Regions from separate parts of the Homo sapiens genome. Here region 2 is linked to region 1. Evidence: chromatin contacts called from ENCODE Hi-C or POLR2A ChIA-PET data. All regions are on one chromosome and are shown on one strand. The core of a region is the stretch at or near the end of the contact, and the rest is flanking DNA. Distances in the headings are between cores, read along the strand shown. Region 1 has its middle 5.9 kb from the start of OR6J1. Region 2 holds the start of SLC7A7 (solute carrier family 7 member 7).

Region 1 (7,600 bases), core at 2,545-5,044:
TTAAGCTACTGAGAATATGATTTTGGCTTTACTGCCATAAAGCCATTGAAGTGTTTTTCAAAAACAAACAAACAAATAAACAAACAAAGTCTCCTCCAAAAGTGGAATCAGAAAATTCCTGGTAATTTAAAAAACAACTTTCCCTGGCTTCTTGACATTACATTTTCAAAAATATAGATGCTCAAGCTCATTAAAACAGTCTAGTACATTTTTTCTCCCTTAAATATATTTTATTACATCTTACAAAAATTAGCAGGCTCGTAAAACATCTGGGAAGAGAACGGTAGGGCCATCCAAGGGAAGGCCGGGGACCTGTCTTTGTCTTTGAAGGCTCACAGTCTGGGGCTGGGTGGGTTGTGTTTTGAGGCGTCATTAACAAAAATGTTCTCAAGAGTGACATGTTATTAATTTGGATGAGAAATAAGACCATTAGACCAAAATGCTCTTCCCAGTGTATTCACAAATCAGCCCTCTTTTCCTTAGTCTGAACCTTGCTGAAATCCCTTTGACCCTTTGGAAAAGAAAAGTGTAATATTTCATCTCAGTCAATGGATGTTTAGTCTGGAGAAGTCTTGGGAAGCAAGCAGTACTTTGGCAGGGAAAAAATGTCCCCGAGTCAGTCTGCCTGTCAGGGAATAGGCAGTGGTTTGTCCGCTGGATAAGCCCAAAGTTATCCAAAAGAGAGGGACAGCCACTCCCTGGTTAAATTCCTTCCTGGAATGGAGCTCCCCGGGAACTAGGAGGCAATGTCAACAATGAGGTGTGCTTCCCTCCTCTTCCACCAGGAGTCTGCCACGAGCTGGTGAGGAAGGCACTGTGAACACTGCAAAAGGTTAGAGATGCCCAAGAGGTGCTGTCAGTAAGTGCTGGGGTAGTTGCTAAGAATTTAGAAATGAGGGATATGGATGGTCCCAACTAGGAGGCTCTTAACCTTTTCTGGGTCAAAAAGCCATTTGAGAATTTGACTGTTCTCATCTCCCTCTCAATCTACATAAACACACAATTTTTTGTATAATTTTATTTATTCATTTACTTATTTATTTTGATGGAGTTTTGCTCTTCTTGCCCAGGCTGGAGTGCAATGGTGCGACCTCAGCTCACTGCAACCTCCACCTCCCTGGTTCAAGCGATTCTCCTGCCTCAGCCTCCCGAGTAGCCGGGATTACAGGCGTGTGCCACCAAGCTGGGCTAATTTTGTATTTTTAGTAGACACGCGGTTTCTCCATGTCGGTCAGGCTGGTCTCAAACTCCCGACCTCAGGTGATCCACCCGCCTCGGCCTCCCATTACAGGCATGAGCCACCGTGCCTGGCCTTTTTTGTATAATTGAAGAACAATTCTGAAGCTAGAACACTCTGAAGCTTCTGCTCTAGACTAAAAATGCCTGGAGGGGAAGGACTGGATTTGTTCTCTAATGTGTTCCAGCATGTACCAAAAGTGCCTAAGATATAGGAGGTGTCAATGAATGTTTATTAAGTGATAAGATGCAGACGTGCCTGTCAGCCGCTGCAGAGTCCAGGCTGAGGTGTGCAAATGCCAGCGGCATCAGTGCCTCGAGGTGCTTTGAGGCTGGCAGTACTTGCATCCCTGGCACTATTTTTCTTTTTCTTTTCAATTTTTCAATTTTTTTTTTTTTGAGATGACGTTTCGCTGTTGTTGCCCAGGCTGGAGAACAATGGCACGATCTTGGCTCACTGCAACCTCCGCCTCCCGGGTTCAAGCGATTCTCCTGCATCAGCCTCCTGAGTAGCTGGGATTACAGGCACCCACCACCATGCCTGGCTAATTTTTGTGTTTTTAGTAGAGACGGAGTTTCACCTTGTTGGCCAGGCTGGTCTTGAACTTCTGACCTCAAGTGATCCACCCTCCTTGGCCTCCCAAAGTGCTGGGATTACAGGCATGAGCCACTGCGCCCAGCCCGGCACTATTCTTCTTGACATTTAGTGCCAGGGCTGATGGAATGTGAAACCTTCACTCTCCTAACCCACTGGTCCTGACCTAATCTAGTGAACTGAGATCCAGGACACAGGTGTCGACCTAAAGGACAAAAACTGAGACAAAATTAATAAAAGTAGGGAGTTTACTTGGGCCAGATTTGAGGACTACAATTTGGGTGCATAGATTCAGGTTGCCCTGACTATGTGCTGAGATTAGTTAGCAGCAGTTACATGTGAGTTTTTAAAGAGGCAGTTCCTAAGTTGTTTGCCAAGAAGTTGCATCAAAATAACATAAGCTATTAATTAGCTATGCATTGTGCTTTGTATCACAAATGCCAGGAACATGAAGATAATAGGCAAGGCAGCTAGTCAAGACCAAAACACCTTTAAACACTTGCCCCTGGTCATGGGGATGGTGGGGGACAGTGGGCGTGACTGAGGTCCCACACTCATGTGTCCCTGGACCTGATAAATTTTGCATGCCTCACAGAGCTCAGGCTGCTTTCAGCTATTTTTCTTTTCTCACAGGGAAGAGATGAGGAATGACACTTGGAAGGTTCTTGCATTGCTACTCAATATTTGCAGTGACTTTGATACCAATTGCTCCTAAATGCCTCTCTGAATTCAGTCATTCAGCTGTGCTGCTTTTATTGAGCATCTTTGGTCTACCGTGTTCCAGGAGGGTGCTTGATGGGTGTTGTGGGCTGAGTCACCACAACAGCTGGTTTTGGTCACCTCATGGGTCTCTGCCACCACCACTGAAGGAGCCAGGGGCCACTGTTGCCATTGCCTCTTCTAGAAACCACAGGCCTGCTGTTAACTATGCTGTGAGTTCTGACAGGTATGGGACCTTAGAGTGAAATGAACTGTGTCTCAAAGTATTAGAGGCATTCATGGAAGAGGTCCACCAGTATCACATGCCCACATGCTCACTGATTCTCTACACTGCCAGGATCGCAGACATACAGTGTACTTAAGGAGCTGTGCCTGAACACAGCTCACCAGTTCAGAGTCCTTCTTCCCTTGTGGTGAGTTCCTTCTTAGAGGCTCCATAATCCTTTTCTGTAACCTAACCTCAGACTACGGGCACTTGCATACATCAGACCTATTTTTATGTTCTTGAATCTAAATGAGGATCAACGTTCCAGTCCTTTTTTTTTTTTTCCAGTCCGTTTTTACCCCTGGGAGAATCCTGATTTTTAACATAATTTGGTATATGCAAATAGATATAAAGGGACTCTTCTTATCTCTATTTGCTGTGGAAATAGAGGCACTAATGTAAGCAGATATTCTGAGGGGTGGGTTCAGGAAGCATGCCAGTGGTGCGAGGCTGGGGATGGATGTTTTCTGCTCTTCTCAGCCACACTGGAACCCCAGTTCTTGCCTAGCCAAAATATGCTGCTAGTCTTGCTTAGCAATAGACACTTAGCCTTAAAAATTTTTTATCCAATGACTTTTCCTTCGCTCTCATGTTTCATAACCTTTTCCTAGTTTCTGGCACTGCTGACATACCTACGTCTTGGATTTCTCCTCCCCTGCTTGCTAATCCTGTACCACTGGCTTTCTGTTGGTTTGCTTTCTCACTACTCTTTCTCTTGTTCCCAGTGGTGACTCCTTCTCCTGCCTTTTAACTGAAGGCTTTCACCGAGGCTCTATTCCCATTTTCTGAGATGAGGGCTCACTATGTTGCCCAGGCTGGTCTCAAACTCCTGGGCTCAAGGGATCCTCCGGGCACAGTCTCCTCAGTAGCTGGGATAACAGGCATGAACCACAGCACCCGGCCCTTTTTTTCCTTTTCTACATAGACTTCTCCAGAGTATTAGGTTTCCTATCTATTTGCTTACTTACTCACCCACTCCTTATTCACTTTTTTATTGAGTTTCTCTCATGTCTTTGTTATGATATTGGGCGTAGGGAATACCACGAAGAATAAAACCTAGTTTCTACCTTCAGGGAGTCATATAAATGGATAAGGCATAGCCTGAGCCAGTACCTGGCTCTTTCTACTCATAGTCTGGTGGTACTCATTGCCCTGTATTGAAAGGCTAAGTCTTGATTTTAATCTCACATCTTCCATGAATCCTGTGCCTGTACCACTAGCTTTCATTGATTTTCTTCTCTATACTGCTCTGGTCAAGAAAGCTGGAGTTTTTGCCTTCAAAGTTTTGTTACCTTGGGTGATTCATTTGACCTGTGTTAGACTTAACACCCTTCTGTGACATGAGGAGGTTATAGAACTAGGGTCCTTCCATCTTCAAAATTCTATTCCTATGATCATATACAATTGTGGGGAGGGGGAGATGGCTAATATAAAACATCAATTATATAGTGGAACTAGTACTTAAAAAAAAACCAACTTATGAATGACATCCTCATGAGAGTTGCTAGTACATCATAAAATTGTTGGTTGGGCCTAAAACATATTCATCCTTGTCGCCTATTATAATTAGCCAGTTGCCAGACCCATTACCATGCTCAAGTAAGGGAAGGCAGACATGAGAGTGGCTGGAGTTAAAGCAGAATAAGGTTGACAGCCTTAAACTTTCTGGAAGTATTGTCCTTGTACAGAAATTGTCCAAAGGTCATTGACCTTTAAAGTGAATTTTTGCCTTAATCTATAAATTTATAAATGTCATTTATGTTAAATAAATTTCTGTAGAGCAAAAGTTTGTTTGGATCTTAAAAATAACTTTCTGATTAGAAATGTGATGTATGAACACTATTTTCTTACTCATTGATACTTTGAATTTAAAAAACAGAGGCTTACTCAAGCTAGTTGACTAAAGTCTTGTGTGTATGTGAGTGTGTGTGTGTATGTGTAAGATTGTAGAAAGAATACATCAGGCAGTCTCTCATGGGCATCCAAGAGTAGGAACAAGGCACACAGGGATTGGAACAAGAAAGTCAGCAGCTCAGGCTGCCACCATCCTTTCCGGTGGGCCCGTGTTCCCTCAGTCATTACTTGTCTCTGAGTCTAAGCTACTGTTACACTTCTCTTTGAAACAAGGTCTCTACTATCACTGATGGTTTATTTGCTCCCCTATGACTTCAGCTTAGGAATCACTTTGGTTTGCTATGGCACCTACTCCAGCCCCAACTCTACACAACTTTTCAGAAAAGTACCCACCAGCGTCTTACTAATTAGTCTCTGTGTTTGTTAGAGCTCTTATGACTGCAGAAGACCATAATTCAAATGAACTTAAGAAAAACGGAGGATTTTTTGGCTTGTACAATCAGAAAGGATATTGTTGGCAGGCCTCAGGCATGACTGATCCAGTCATACACAACAGTGTCCAAATTCTATCTCTGTCTCTTAGCTGCATTTCCATTGGTGTGTTGTCCTCATGAATCCAGACAGCAGAAAGGCTCTCTCCGTGCAACAGTGGAAGGGTGAGGCTGGGTGTAGATCTACTGGCAGCTCAGGGTTACATCATCACAGCTTTTGAGCCCAGAGGAGAGAGCTTTTCCTAACTCTGCTCCAACATATGGATTCTAAAGGAGGGATTCCTGGCCTGCCTTGGGTTGGATGGTCACTCTTTGGATCAGTCACTGTGGTTGGGTGATGGATATTATAATAGATCGTGTTCCCTTTCATGAACTTTGGCTTTATATTGTGATATTATATAGTCCCATTAGAATCACATGGTTTGTGTAATGGAGAAGGAGCTGCTTCCCAAAAGGGAATGAGGTAGTGGTTAATAGAAGAAAATAAGAAAGAATGTTTAAAACAACAGGTGTCTATCATAGTTTCTGTGCCTCTTGGTTCAATTTCTTGAGGAAATCTGCTGCATTTATCCCCACCTTTGGCTTAGTTTCTCCTGGGTTGTTTGCCTACCTGTGACCCAATCGGATGGGTGGCCAACTCATATGTAGGAACACTGCAGTTAGGGCTCTGGGTGGGGAACACAATGATTGACCTATCTACCACAATAATATAAAAATAAGAAAGAATAGGCCAGGCGCGGTGGCTCACGCCTATAATCCCAGCACTTTGGGAGGCTGAGGTGGGCAGATCACGAGGTCAGGAGATCAAGACCATCCTGGCTAACACGGTGAAACCCCGTCTCTACTAAAAATACAAAAAATTAGCTGGGGGTGGTGGCGGGCGCCTGTAGTCCCAGCTACTCGGGAGGCTGAGGCAGAAGAATGGCGTGAACCCGGGAGGCGGAGCTTGCAGTGAGCCGAGATCGCGCCACTGCACTCCAGCCTGGGCGAAAGAGCAAGACTCTGTCTCAAAAAAAAAAAAAAAAAAAAAAAAAAGAAAGAATAGATCCCGGCATGCAGAAATAACCACAATTAATATTTTAGTTAATATACTTATATTCTTTTATCTATGCATTAATATATGTCTTTAAAAAATGGAATCAGCTGGGTATGGTGGCTCACACCTGTAATCCCAGCACTTTGGGAGGCAGAGGCGGGTGGATCACTTGAGGTCAGGAGTTTGAGACCAGCCTGGCCAAATGGCTAAACCTCCTCTCTACTAAAAATACAAAAGTTAGCTGGGCATGGTGGTGCATGCCTGTGCTCCCAGCAACTCAAGAGTCTGATGCATGAGAATCACTTGACCCTGGGAGGCAGAGGTTGCAGTGAGCTGAGATGGCACCACTGCACTCCAGCCTGGGTGACAGAACGACACTTGGTCTCAAAAAAAAGAGAGGCTGGGCGCGGTGGCTCACACCTGTAATCCCAGCACTTTGGGAGGCCAAGGTGGGTGCATTATCTGAGGTTGGGAGTTCGAGACCAGTTCTCCAGAGATGGAGAACCCTGTCTCTACTAAAAATACAAAATTAGTCAGGCATGGTGGCACATGCCCGTAATTCCACTACTCGGGAGGCTGAGGCAGAAGAATCACTTGAACCCAGGTGGCAGAGCCTGCGGTGAGCCGTGATCATGCCATTGCACTCCAGCCTGGGCAACAAGAATTAAACTCTGTCTCAAAAAAAAAAAAAAAAAGGATGATGTCATTTATACTATTTTGCAACACTCTTTTTACTTCATTATCTATTCTTCTACAATGTTTGTGACTTGAACTAGGGTAATGGGGATGGTGATAAGTGGTTGGATTTGACATATATATAAAGGTAGAGCCAGTGGGATTTGCTAATGAATTGGGTATGAGATGTGAGAAAAAGAAATTGCTGAAATTGTTAGATACTATTGCCTGTTCATGGGGGTATATGATGTGAGATTGAAATTAGAAGCTTTTTGGACTAAAATTCATATATACTGAGCAACTTTTGCTTTTCCAGTTAGGCATTATGGGGATTCAAAAATAATTTTATGAAAAAAATCCCTGTTCCCAAGGAACTTAAAAATCTGCCCAGAGGCTAAATAACCACAAATGAAATGATGAAATATATGGCAATAAAAATGAGTCACACACCACAACATGATTGAATTTCAAAACTATAAGGTTGAGAAAAAGATGTCAGACACAAAACAAGACCTATTAGATGATTTCATTTATATGAATTTCCAAAACAGGCAAAACTAATCCATGGTGTTAGAAATCAAGATAATGGTTACAGCTGGGATGTGGGGAGGGAGCTTGAGAAGGATTTCTGGGGTGCTAGTACCATTCTGTTTCTTCACCAGGGTGGTGGTTACATGAATGTGTTCACTTTATTGATAATTCATTGAGCTTATGATTTGTATACTTTT
Region 2 (7,600 bases), core at 1,840-4,339, 170 kb before region 1:
CTGCCTGAATGGTGGGGCTGCCTGAATGGTGGAAGCATTACCCTAAGACCCAGGGTCTCAGGGAGAAATGTGAGCTGCCAAAGATGGTGCCTTCTTGTCCAGGGTGCTAGGTAGTGGTTGAGAAAAGAGGGGGTCTTCATGTTCTCAATGCATGGCAGCCTCCCTTGCCTAGTGCGCACGGGCAGACTGAAGTAGGTTAGAGTCCACTAGCACTTCCTGGTGCTACCACTAGGGCGTGCTGTTTGCTGGAGTGTGGGTTTTACCCCCAGCAGATTTCTGTCTCAAAATTCCACGGATAGGACTTCACTTTTCAGATGCTACCAGTCAGGAATGAAACCCTGTACACTTCTCTCTCCATTCCCCCTCACAGTTTTCCCTTCCTTTGTCCCTCCTTCCTTCCTTTCTTTTACGTCATATTAGGACACATGCCCACCCCTTGGTGCCAGTGAATTTGGTCTTAAAAGGGCAGGCGTGATGATGTGTTTGTGTTTTTTTTTTTGTTTGCTTTAGAAGTGGGCACCCTAGCAATAGCAGCACTGCCAAGAGGACTTGTAATCACCTCTTATCCCTGCAAAGAATGAGAAAGGGGAGGGGCAGCCAGGAAGGAGATTAACAAACTTTGTTGGAGCCTTTCGTCTAGGCTATAGACTGAAGGATGACAGAGGCTTTCTTTCTTTTTAATCTAGTCTGCTTACATCTTCCCCCAGGTAATTCATGTAGATAATTCCTGTCCAAAAGCAAGGTCTAAGGTGGCATCGGTGGCTCACGCCTGTAATCCCATCACTTTGGGAGGCAGAAGCAGGTGGATCAGTTGAGGCCAGGAGTTCAAGACCGGCCTGGCCAACATGGCAAAACCTCGTCTCTACTAGAAATACAAAAATTAGGCTGGGCACAATGGCTCATGCCTGTAATCCTAGCACTTTGGGAGGCCGAGGTGGGCGGATTGCCTGAGTTTAGGAGTTTAAGACCATCCTGGTCAATGTGGTGAAACCCCGACTCTACTAAAAACAAAAAAGATTAGCTGGGCGTGGTGGTGTGCACCTGTAATCCCAGCTACTCGGGAGGCTGAGGCAGGAGAATTGCTTGAACCCAGTAGGTGGAGGTTGCAGTGAGCCGAGATTGCACCACTGCACTCCAGCCTGGGCGACAGAGTAAGTGTCTGTCTCAAAATAAATAAAATAAAATAAAATAAAATAAAATAAAAATACCGAAATAAAAACACAAAAATTAGCCAGGTGTAATCCTAGTTACTCAGGAGGCTGATGCATGAGAATTGCTTGAACCAGGAGGTGGTGGAGGTTGCAGTGAGTCAAGATCGTGCCACTGCACTCCAGCCTGGGGGACAGAGTGAGACTCTGTCTCAAAAAAAGAAAATAAATAAAAAAAAAAAAAAATAAAAGGAAGGCCTAGAGACTAAGGCAGGCCAGGGGGATGGGGAGATGGAGAGATAGTATACTTGTGTGATTAAGAGTATATGAGCTCTGGAGGTTCCATGAGATAATGTGCTTAAGTCCTTAGCAGTGTGTCTGGCCCAGTAAGTGCTCAATAAGTGATAGCAATTATTATTACAGGAGCATTTTGGAGAAAAGGAGAGTCTCCTCCAGAAGGATTTCAGATCATTGTGAGCCTGTCTTGGGAGAAGCATGATCTCTGGGAACGCTCACACCAGAATCCTCCTCCTAGATTAAATTAAAAGTTTAAAGAGCTAGAATGGGAGGATGTATGGTAGAGATGTCTCCCAGAGATATTTAGATCTCTATTCTCTGGTTGTAGAATAACCAAAGAGGGTTAGAACAGATAGGAGAAGAAACAGACAGTTGGATTTCAGAATGGATAGGGTCTATTTCTGTTGGTAAAAGAGACTCAGAATACCAGATTTAAAGTAAATAATAAAGATAGCATAAACTATGTGATTTCCAAAAAGTGCTCAGCTTCCTCTGCCTGTTCTGGGCCTGTCTGTCCAACAGAATTCAGTGAAATCTGATTTCCTCATATTCTTTTTTAATTTTTTTTTTTTGAGATGGAGTCTTGCTGTGTTGCCCAGGCTGGAGTGCAGTGGCCTAATGTGGGTTCACTGCAAGCTCCGCCTCCCGGGTTCATGCCATTCTCCTCATTCTCCTGCCTCAGCCTCCCGAATAGCTGGGACTACAGGTGCCCGCCACCACGCCCGGCTAATTTTTATTTTTTTGTGTTTTTAGTAGAGACGGGGTTTCACCGTGTTAGCCAGGATGGTCTTGATCTCCTGACCTTGTGATCCGCCTGCCTCAGCCTCCCAAAGTGCTGGGATTACAGGCGTGAGCCACCGCGTCTGGCCTGATTTCCTCATATTTTTTAGGAAAGTGGAGTCAACTTATATTTGAGGAAGGCGTTTATAGGAATTTATGCTTATCCCAGAGATCTTGGTATGTTTTGTCAAGAATGAAAAGGCACGTGGGTCTGGTGGGGATGCAGTCAGATATTTGATCTCTTGACTGTGTTTCTTTTGAAGTAGTCTGAGGCTCAGACTTTGGGGCAGTGGCCCAGGCTTGGAGGCAACCCCCCAGTCTCTCTTTGCATGGGGAAGTGTGCAGAGTTCTCTTAGAACACCCAGTCACATGGTGTAGAGACTGCTCTTACACTTCCTGTAATCTCAGCATGGGAACAAGCCTTTGTGTCACACTGTGCAACCTTCCTCCCTTTCTTAAATGCTTGGGGTGAGAGAGAAGAGAGGCTAGGGTGGGGCATGGAGGACACAGAGAGAGAGAGTGCTGTGTATTCCTTCCCCGCTACTGTCCTGTCCTCAGCTAACTTGCTCTGGGACAGCTTCCCCAGGGCTACAGATACTGCACTCAGCTGACTGTCCTTTCTTCTGGGCCCCTGGTCCCAGAGCAGAGCTGACAAAGGAGATTCCTGAGAGAGCACCTTCTTATCACAGAAAGTGCTGAGCCAAGAGCTCCTAGCTGCCCCTTTTGCAGATGTGAAGGGCCAGTGAACCTTGGACCCAGATGGTTGCTTAATACTCCTTTCCCCCTCCCTCACTCCTTCCTTTGCGGGCTGCCTCACCTCCTCCACCCTTCTTGCTTAAATCCATAGGCATTTGTCTGGCCTTCCCTTTTACTGCTGGCTGGGAAGGAGGAGCATCAGACCACAGATCCTGGAAGGCACTTCTCTCCCTGACTGCTGCTCACACTGCCGTGAGAACCTGCTTATATCCAGGACCAAGGAGTGAGTGTGCGTTCCACCCTCTTCTCATCTCCACTTACCTTGCTAACCCTCCTCTTTGCTGCTGTGCAGTGTCTAATCGCTTCTTCTCCCGAGTGCCTCTCACCCTAACATCTCTCCATTGCTTGACTAGCCTCTCCCATTTTCCTCTCAGCTGTCTCCTGTTCGGTGTTTTCCAGCATGTGCTGCCTGGCTGCAGCTGTCTCCCTGCCTTGGCTCGGGGTGATATCTCTCCAGCAGCAACTCTGGGGTAGGGAGTGGCCATCAGCTGCCTCCAATCATCCCTAGGTTTTATGGTACATTGGATCGCCCTTCTCTCATTCATACTTTTTTGGGTGATTCAACGATGCTGATGTGAGGGATCGATAGCAGGAGGCTTAGAATACCAGAGAATGGGAAAGGAAAAGCAAGGAAAAGATAATAGCCTGTCTTCTTTCAGGGTGAAGTGGGTCTACTTGGGCTTTGCCAGGGCTGAAGACTCCAGCTAAGGGTTAAGGGATGCTCTTTGGGCAGGAGGATGGTTGTGGGTTTCCAGCAGGTTTCTGAAGCCTTTAGTTTTGGCAGACGTAGAGTCCTTGGGGAAAAGAGCAGTGTCATGAGACGCTCCCACAGATTAGCTGCTGGTAGGGTCAGTTCCTAATGTTGTACCTCAGCACAGGTGATCCCTGAAGCTGAAATTGGAGGGAAGACGGGTTTTGGATAAGGCTGAAAACTCGGGGTCAAGCCATTATAGTTATTTTCTGGGAGCCGCCACACTGCCCCCATGCCTGTCTTGTATTATAGCAGGCTCAGAGAGAACCAACATTTAGTGTTTTGTTTTTGATTTTGTTTTTTTTTTGAGACAGAGTTTTGCTCTTGTTGCCCAGGCTGGAGTGCAATGGCCCAGTCTTAGCTTACCGCAACCTCTGCCTCCCGGGCTCAAGTGATTCTCCTGCCTCAGCCTCCCAAGCAGCTGGGATTACAGGCATGTGCCACCACGCATGGCTAATTTTTGTATTTTTAGTAGAGACTGGGTTTCTAAATGTTGGTCAGGCTGGTCTCGAACTCCCGACTTTAGGTGATCTGCCCGCCTTGGCCTCCCAAAGTGCTGGGTTTACAGATGTGAGCCACAGCGCCCGGCCCAAGATTTAGTTCTCTATTTGGTGAGTCGGGTGGGCAGCAATGTCCTAATGATGAGAGACAGATCCTTTCTCTCTGGCGAATGAGTGCCTTCTCTTAAAAATTCAAGTTGGAGGCTGGGCAAGGTGGCTCACGCCTGTAATCCCAGCACTTTGGGAGGCCGAGGCGGGCGGATAACCTGAGGTCGGGAGTTTGAGACCATCCTGACCAACATGGAGAAACCCCATCTCTACTAAAAATACAAAATTAGCTGGGTGTGGTGGTGCATGCCTATAATCCCAGCTACTTGGGAGGCTGAGGCAGGAGAATCACTTGAACCCGGGAGGCGGAGGTTGCAGTGAGCTGAGATCGCGCCATTGCACTCCAGCCTGGGCAACAAGAGCAAAACTCCATCTCAAAAAAAAAAAAAAAAAATTAGCCACGCGTGGTGGCAGGTGCCTGTAATCCCAGCTACTTGGGAGGCTGAGGCAAGAGAAGCGCTTGAACCCGGGAGGCTGAGGTTGCAGTGAGCCGAGCCGAGATTGCACCACTGCACTCCAGCCTGGGCTACAGAGCGAGACTCTGTCAATAAATAAATAAATACATAGATAGATAGACAAATATTCAAGTTGGGGTTGTTTTGATGAGTGAGCTGGAGAAAAGGTTATTTGGAGGTCTCCGCATTGGTTGGTGAGCTGCCCGTATTACCCTGTGTTGGAGGCGGGTAGAGGTTCTATGTAATTGCCAACCACCTAATCTATAGCATCATCTTTCTTCCTTAAAGGGCAATGCCAGGAAGCTGGTGAAGGGTTTCCTCTCCTCCACCATGGTTGACAGCACTGAGTATGAAGTGGCCTCCCAGCCTGAGGTGGAAACCTCCCCTTTGGGTGATGGGGCCAGCCCAGGGCCGGAGCAGGTGAAGCTGAAGAAGGAGATCTCACTGCTTAACGGCGTGTGCCTGATTGTGGGGAACATGATCGGCTCGGGCATCTTTGTTTCCCCCAAGGGTGTGCTCATATACAGTGCCTCCTTTGGTCTCTCTCTGGTCATCTGGGCTGTCGGGGGCCTCTTCTCCGTCTTTGGGGCCCTTTGTTATGCGGAACTGGGCACCACCATTAAGAAATCTGGGGCCAGCTATGCCTATATCCTGGAGGCCTTTGGAGGATTCCTTGCTTTCATCAGACTCTGGACCTCCCTGCTCATCATTGAGCCCACCAGCCAGGCCATCATTGCCATCACCTTTGCCAACTACATGGTACAGCCTCTCTTCCCGAGCTGCTTCGCCCCTTATGCTGCCAGCCGCCTGCTGGCTGCTGCCTGCATTTGTAAGTGGGGCTGGGGTAGGAGGTGGTGGGTGGAGGGCTGGACAGAGGCTGGGATGTGAGTGCAGTCTGGGAGTAAGAAGGAGATAGAGAGGAATGTCTCTGACAACATATATATATATATATATAGTTAAAGTATGCTTTGTGTGAAAATTCAAACAGTACCACAGTGTATCGCAAAAACACTCACCTTTTCCCCAGCTTCTCACAGTAAGCACTATTAGCAGTTTGCATATTCTTCCTGATTTTTTTTTTTTTTTTTTAAAGAGACAGGTATTTTGCTCTGTCACCCAGACTGGAGTGCAGTGGTGTGATTATACCTTACTTCAGCCTCGAACTTCTAGGCTCAAGCTATCCTCCTGCCTCAGCCTCCTGAGTAGCAGGGACCACAGGCACACTGATTTTTTTTTCTTGTTCCTTCAAGAGATGTAGTTTTGGCAGGGTGTGGTGGCTTATGCCTGTAATCCCAGCACTTTGGGAGGCTGAAGTGGGCAGATCACCTGAGGTCAGGAGTTCGAGACTAGCCTGGCCAACATGGTGAAACCCCATCTCTACTAAAAATACAAAAATTAGCTGGGTGTGGTGGCAGGTGCCTGTAATCCCAGCTACTCAGGAGGCTGAGGCAGGAGAATCGCTTGAACCCAGGAGGCAGAGGTTGCGGTGAGCCAAGATCGCACCACTGCACTCCAGCCTGGGCAACAGAGTGAGACTCTATCTCAAAAAAATAAAAATAAAAAAAAAAGAGGTGTAGTTTTGTTCTTTTACAAAAATGAGGTCATACTAGTCTACATGTAATTCTACAGTGTGCTTTTCCTCTAGCATTATCAGTGACATTCTTTTCTACTTACAGATCTACTTTTTAAAAAATGCTTCATATTATTTCATGTGAATTTTAAGGATGCATAGTAGTTTATTTATCTAGCTGGTCCTCTGTTAATGGCCATGTACGTTGGTTTCAGTTTCTCAGTCTTACAGATAATGCTCCAGTGAATATCTTTTTGCAGCTGCATGAGTATTTCTGTAGGCTGGATTCTTCCTTTTTTTTTTTTTTTTTTTTTGAGATAGAGTCACTCTGTCGCCCAGGCTTGAGTGGTGCAATCTCAGCTCACTGCAACCTCCATCTTCTGGGTTCAAGTGATTCTCCTGCCTCAGCCTCCCTAGTAGCTGGGATTACAGGCATGTGCCACCATGCCTAGCTAATTTTTTTGTATTTTTGGTGGAGACGGGGTTTCACTGTGTTGGCCAGGCTGGACTCGAACTCCTGAGCTCAAGTGATCTACCTGCCTTGGCTTCCCAAAGTGTTGGGATCACAGGCGTGAGCCACTGCACCCGGCCTCTGTGGGCTAGATTTTTAATACTGTCATTTCAGTCCACCTTGGCTTTTTCTCCATCTCATAAATAAAACATTATTTAAATCTGTACATTCAGTAAAGCCATTGGAGGTGCTGAGATGATGATTCTCCATAGCCCCATCCCTCAGATGCCACTATTCTTGAAAAATGCCCTTCCAACCTGGGAGAGCCTAGGACCTTAGAGATGCCTTCCACCCTGCAACTGTGAAGAAGCTCAGACATTCTGTCAATTTGAGGGGCAGCTGCTCTAGCAGTTGGGGCACAGGAATTTTGCACCAGGTGCAATTGCTCATTGGCTCACCGCTCTCCAATCAGTTTGTGTCCTTTTTTCTTTCAATTTCTGTATTGCCCCATTCACTCCTCAACTTCCTTTCCAGCTTCTCTGATTTTACTGTTGTGTAGAGAACTGGCTGTCTTCTGTGGGGTCCTTCTGTGTTTTGTGTGTCCTTGTGTCTGGCCTGGACTCATCTCTGCATATGGGATGTTTGTCATACATGGCAACAGTCAGGGAGGGGTGGAAGGCACTGCTTTGTGTTGCAAGAAGGGGGTTTTCACTGAGGTTTTTTTTTTCCGAGACGGAGTTTCACTCTTGTTGCCCAGGCTGGAGTGCAATGGCACAATCTCGGC

The links. A loop is a pair of places that touch in the nucleus more often than their neighbours do. ChIA-PET counts read pairs that join two places held with the same protein, here RNA polymerase II (POLR2A). Pooled maps may share reads with other maps.
Region 2: a map of PC-3 shows a loop between it and region 1 (4-fold over the local background). The contact joins the promoter of SLC7A7 here to the enhancer-like site in region 1. A Hi-C loop is called at or near these places in 27 of 168 maps with a recorded cell type or tissue (HCT116, HL-60/S4, K562 and 16 more), 3 of 37 single-sample maps with no recorded cell type and 26 of 50 pooled maps. POLR2A ChIA-PET finds 5 or more read pairs at or near these places in 8 of 52 experiments (HEK293T, OCI-LY7, PC-9 and 4 more).

What each region holds. Positions count from the first base shown.
Region 1 is chr14:22,646,405-22,654,004 of GRCh38, reverse strand. No RefSeq gene overlaps it. Among named protein-coding and RNA genes, the nearest start is that of OR6J1, 5.9 kb to the right of the region's middle. RefSeq lists an enhancer at 2,602-2,821. Within about 2 kb of position 3,794, at least 2 of the 41 ENCODE cell types and tissues checked have a DNase peak (open chromatin) inside an H3K27ac peak, as active enhancers do; they include PC-3 and PC-9, where a contact is called at or near this core.
Region 2 is chr14:22,810,924-22,818,523 of GRCh38, reverse strand. SLC7A7 (solute carrier family 7 member 7) reads left to right here and starts at 3,089. Exons shown (of 10, transcript NM_003982.4): 1 at 3,089-3,204; 2 at 5,084-5,624. The coding sequence starts at 5,126. RefSeq lists enhancers at 3,000-3,099, 3,288-3,794 and silencers at 5,102-5,161, 5,182-5,241.